2 separate regions of the Homo sapiens genome follow, and region 2 is linked to region 1. Evidence: chromatin loops called from intact Hi-C (ENCODE). Cell type or tissue: heart left ventricle. All regions are shown on one strand. Links, peaks and the distances in the headings refer to the core of each region. The heading gives the core; the rest is flanking DNA.

What was found. Peaks named below come from ENCODE experiments on the same cell type or tissue, not always from the same donor. Only the 100,000 strongest peaks of a DNase experiment are listed, where the experiment ranks them.
Region 2: a loop joins it to region 1, with 4 times the contacts of the local background. A loop is called at or near these places in 15 of 110 quality-filtered maps.

The regions. Positions count from the first base shown.
Region 1 is chr12:95,010,872-95,013,795 of GRCh38, reverse strand. No RefSeq gene overlaps it. Among named protein-coding and RNA genes, the nearest start is that of NDUFA12, 8.6 kb to the right of the region's middle. In heart left ventricle, for the core only: no CTCF peak of the experiment used is centred there; no DNase peak of the experiment used is centred there.
Region 2 is chr12:95,065,806-95,068,729 of GRCh38, reverse strand. It overlaps NR2C1 (nuclear receptor subfamily 2 group C member 1), which reads left to right. Exons shown (of 14, transcript NM_003297.4): 2 at 1,339-1,399. The coding sequence starts at 1,346. Among named protein-coding and RNA genes, the nearest start is that of NR2C1, 6.4 kb to the left of the region's middle. In heart left ventricle, for the core only: no CTCF peak of the experiment used is centred there; no DNase peak of the experiment used is centred there; H3K27ac peaks cover 276 bases.

The sequences.
Region 1 (2,924 bases), core at 94-2,593:
AAAGAAGAGAGACTGGCCAGGCACAATGGCTCACACCTGTAATCCTAACACTTTGGGAGGCTGAGGCAGGCGGATCACGAGGTCAGGAGTTCAAGACCAGCCTGACCAACATGGTGAAACCCTGTCTCTATTAAAAATACAAAAACTAGCTGAGTGTGGTGGCGCACGCCTGTAGTCCTAGCTACTTGGGAGGCTGAGGCAGGAGAATCGCTTGAACCTGGGAGGTGGAGTTGCAGCGAGCCGAGATCACGCCACTGCACTCCAGCCTGGGCAACAGAGTGAGACTCTGTCTCAAAAAAAAAAAAGGAAGAGAGATTAAAGAAAGAGTTCTTTCTTTCTTTCTTTTTTAAGCATTCTTTAAACTAAAAATCATGTTGAAAAAATCTATCAGGACTGATGGACTGGACCTAGACAAGGAACAAATTAGTGAACTGGTACATAAATGCAAAGAAATGGTTCAGAATGTAAAGCACAAAGATGAAAATGGAAAATATGCAGAAAAAACAAAATATTCAGGTAACGTTAAAAAGATAATAGGGGATCAATCCAGAAGGGTCAATGTTCACCTAATACCCAGATTTCGGAAAGAAGTAACAGAAAATGTAGGGGAAAAATTATTTAAAACAATTTCTACTGCTAAAAATGTCACATCTCCAAATTCAAAGATGATGCTGAATTCCAACAAACATCAACTACAAAAGCCCTAGATAAATCTTCATGAAATTTCAGAACTTTAAAGACAAATAGAAAAATCTGAAAAACTTCAAAAGATTGAAAAACAGGTTTTTAACAAATGAATTTGTATCAGATTGGCAGCAGGATTCTCATCAACTATGTTAGAGGTTTTGGGGTTTTGTTTGAGACAGGGTCTCACTCTGACACCCAGGCTGGAGTGCAGTGGCCACGATCATAGCTCACTGCAGCCTCTAACTCCTGGGCTGTAGCAATCCTCCTGCCTCAGCCTCCCAAGTGGCTGGGACTATGGGCATGCACCACCACACCCAGCTAAATGTTAGATATTAGAGGGCAATGGAGGAATGCTTTCAGAGTTCTGTGAGGAAACTATTTTGAACCTAGGGTTTTATGACCAAGTAAAGGATCAATCGAGGGAAATGTTATCTCCTACATGCATTTTTGAAAAAAGTCTCAAAAATGTGCTCTACCAAAACAAACAAAAAAAACAAGCAACCCTAAATGAGAGAATTCTAAGAAAGAAAAATATGCAGGATCCAAGATAAAATAAGACTCATTTATTCAGAAACACAATGAAAAGAAATCCCAGAATGATCATCCATTCATGAATGAGGCCTAAAGACAACTGATCAAAATTAGAACAGGAAGTCAGAATGTTCTGTGAAAAATCTGCTCAAGAAGACATATGTCTCTATTGTTATTTAGAAGTAATTTATCAAACTAACCTTTATTGAGTACTTATGATACACCAGGCACTGTGTTTTTTATGTACCTTATTTAATGCCTACAGTGATCTCATGAGATGGGTAATATTATTAACCCCATTTTACAAATGAGTAAACTAAGGTGTAAGCAACTTGCTCAATATAGCTAATTAGTGATTGATAGGGTTTGGCTGTGTCCCCACCCAAATCTCATCTTGAATTGTAATCCTATAATCCCCACATGTTGTGGAAAGGATGCTTTAATTATGGGAGCAATTACCCTCATGTTGTTCTCATGATAGTGGGTGAGTTATCATGAGATCTGATGGTTTTATAAGGGGCTTTTCTCCCTTTCCCTCTGCACTTCTCGTTTCTGCCACCATGAGAAGAGGGATGTTTTTGCTTCCCCTTCTACCCTGATTGTAAGTTTCCTGAGGCCTCCCCAGCCATGCTGAACTGTGAGTCAATTAAACCTCTTGCTTTTATAAATTACCCAGTATCAGGTATGCCTTTATTAGCAGTGTGAGAGGGTACTAATACAGTGATAGAGTTGAGATTTAAGCAACCATAAGCCCTGGAGTAGAGCTCCCCAGAAGAAAGGCTGATTGCAGGTCCGGGTAGGAAATATGTAAGATGAGCTGGGAACATCTTGTCACACCAAAAATAAAATAATGATAATAAAACTATCAAAGATGACTAGATTGTGTCTCAGAAACTCAGGAACCAACCTGAAGAGGTCTCTACTAACCAAAGATAAAACAATTTGGTAATTGATTAGAATAATAACTGCAATGGGTTGAAACATATCAAACATTTAAATCTATAAGTACATATTGTACTTTAAAAATGCTAGAGACACCAGGTGCAGTGGCATGTGCCTATAATCCCAGCTACTTGGGAGGCTAGGATGGGAGGATCACTTGAGCCCAGGAGCATGTGACCAGCCTGGGCAACATATTAAAACCCCGCCTCAGTTTGAAAAAAAAAAAAAAAAAAAAAAACCTAGGGACAACATAACCATAAAGAAAATACCTATAAAAGATACACAAAAGAAAATGAAAAAGGAATGGCAAATTGCTACCAAAAAACCAATGAAACACAGGGAAGGTGGCAAGAGAGGAGAGAGAGACACAACAGCAAAAAATACAGAAAACAATTAACAAAATGCCAGTAGTAAATCCTTCCCTATCAGTAATTACTTTAAATGTACAAGAATTAAACTCCCCAGTCAAAAGACAGGGTAGCTAAATGGACCAAAAAAAAAAAAAAAAAAAAAACCCACCAGAATCTTAACTATATGCTCTCTATAAGAGATTTACATAGGGTAAATGTAAGGACACACATAGGTTGAAAGTGAAAAGACAGAAAAAGGATTTTTAATGCAAATGGTAACAAAAAAAGAGGAGTGGCCGTACTTATATCAAACAAAATAGACTTTTAGGTGAAAAACTGTCACAAGAGACAAAGGGATTACAAAATGATAAAAGGGTTAATCCACTAGGAAGATATAACAATTCAATATGCACC
Region 2 (2,924 bases), core at 113-2,612, 55 kb before region 1:
CTCCGCCTCCCAGGTTCAAGTAATTCTACTGCCTCAGCCTCCTGAGTAGCTGGGATTACAGGCATGTACCACCACACCTGGCTAATTTTGTATTTTTAGTAGAGATGGCGTTTCACCATGTTGGCCAGGCTAGTCTCAAACTCCTGATCTCCGGTAATCAGCCCACCTTGGCCTCCCATAGTGCTAGGAATACAGATGTGAGCCACCGGGGCCGGTCCAAGTGTAGATTTTCTTGTCTTTAGGCAGCATTTTAAAGTTTTATTTGCCTACCTAGATCTTGCATGTTCCTTATTGGGTTTATGCCTGAGTGTTATGGGCTGAATTCGGTTCTCCCACAAAATCATATGAATCCCAAATTCCTATGGTGATGTCCTGACCACCAGTACCTCAGAATTGAGTATATTGGAGATAAGGCCTTAAAAGAGATAATTGAGTTAAAATTAGTTCATTAGAGTGTACCGTAATCCAAAATAACTGATGTCCTTCTATGAAGAGGACACAGACACTCAGAGGGAAGACCGTATAAACATATAAAGATACATGGAGGGCTGGGGCCGGGTGCAGTGGCTCACGCCTGTAATCCCAGCACTTTGGGAGGCCGAGGCAGGCAGATCACGAGGTCAGGAGATCAAGGCCATCCTGGCTAACACAGTGAAACCCTGTCTCTACTAAAAATACAAAAAAATTAGCTGGCGTGGTGGCAGGTGCCTAGTCCCAGCTACTTGGGAGGCTGAGGCAGGAGAATGGCATGAACCCAGGAAGTGGAGCTTGCAGTGAGCCAAGATCATGCCACTGCACTCCAACCTGGGTGACAGAGCAAGACTCCATCTCAAAAAAAAAAAAAAAAAAAAGATACATGGAGGGGTGGGCATGGTGGCTTATGCTGATAATTCCAATACCAACACTTGGGAGGTCGAGACAGGAAGATTGCTTGAGCCCAGGAGTTTGAGGCCAGCCTGGGCAACACAGTGAGACCCCATCTGTACAAAAAATAAAAAATTAGCCAGGTGTGGTGGTGTATACCTGTAGTTCCAGCTACTCAGGAGGCTGAGGTGGGAGGATCACTTGAGCCCAGGAGGTTGAGACTGCAGTGAGCCGTGATGGTGCCCCCTACACTCCAGCCTGGGTGGGCCTTGTTTTAAAAAAAAAAAAAATAAAAAAGACACATGGAAAAGGCAACCCATGAATGGAAAAAAGAAACTTCAGAAAAAGCCAACCCTCCCACCTTAACTAGATTATTTTGAAGCAAATCTTAAATATCATATAGTTTTATTTGTAAATTATTTAATAAGAGTGTTTTGTGAGTTTAATTATAAAACATCTTTTTATTTTTGGCAGGTAGATCATGGCAACCATAGAAGAAATTGCACATCAAATTATTGAACAACAGATGGGAGAGGTATGTCTAGTTTACGGTTGATGCACTGGCCCACCAAACTTTTCTAATTCCTACTAAATGCATATACCAGGTTCTGGAGTTCCAGAAATAAAAGATATTCCCTAACTTAAGATAGCTTTTCAAGCTACTGAGAGATAGTTGAATAATCAGACAATTCATAGTAGAATGTGGTAAGTTCTGTGACAGGTCATTGTATCAGGTGCAATGGGAGCACAGAAGAAAATTGAAAGGAATGAAGGGAAGGAAGGAAGGAAAGAAATTAAAGAGCTGTAGAGTGAGTAGGAATGCTTTTGAGGGAATTCTTTTTAGAGGGTACAATCTGAGCCTAGTTTTGGTGGGATCAGTAGGAGTTCAGCATCAATACTGACATCTTCATTTTTTTAAATGGTTGTGTCCTATTACTTAGTAAGAGATACCACATAATTTGGAAGTTCTCAAAGTATTATCTGGGGACACTTCAGAGAATCAACCAGGTGAAGACCATTTTTATAATAATACTGAAATGTTATTTGCCTTTTCAGTATTGTTCTCTCCCAGGTATACAATGGAATTTTCTACAGACTGTGTGACATGTGATGATACTATATGATGAAATGTGTCAGCATTTATAAGGTGTACATAACTCAATGAATCATTGCTTTCCGGATGACCAGTGTATAATGTTACAAAATTATGCATGAGTGAAGGATCCATTTAAATTGCAGGATAGACCAACAGATTTTAATATAGTTTATGACTCTACATTGCTGCTAACCTTTGAAAAGCTGCCACTTGTTGAGTTGATGTAGTGTCGAACAACTTTCACAGTTTGAAAAGGGTATTAAAATATCCTTCCCCTTTTCAACCAATAAATACGAAGCTGAATTTTCTTTAACATATATACATATATGTATGTATGTATATGTATATATATGGTGAAGAAATAGGTTTCCGGCTGATTTTTTGTGGCCATTTTTTGTGCTCACGTGCCTGGCTGATGTTTTATATATTTTGTAGCAACAGGGTTTTGTCATGTTGCCCAGGCTGGTCTGGAGCTCCTGGGCTCAAGCAGTTCACTGGCCTTGGCCTTCCAAAGCGCTGGGATTACAGGCGTGAGGTGCTGTGCCCAGCCTTGTTATAACCAAAACAACATAGTCTAACAGATTAAATAAAGAAACAGATATGAGATTCCAACTTCTGTTAAACTAGATATTAAAGCAATTTGTAGAAATGTAAAACAAAGCCACTCTCTGCACTACATTTTTGTTTGTTTGGAAAATAAACTTTTTAGTCATTAAGAAATAGGTTATAATGGGTACAAAAAAATAGGATGAATGAATTAGACCTAGTATTTGATAGCACAACAGAGGGACTATAGTCAATAATTTTTTTTTTTTTTTTTGAGACAAAGTCTCGCTCTGTTGTCCAGGCTGGAGTGTAGTGGCGCTGTCTTGGCTCACTGCAACCTCCGCCTCCCTGGTTCAATGGATTCTCCTGCCTCAGCCTCCTGAGTAGCTGGGATTACAGGTGCCTGCCACCACGCCCA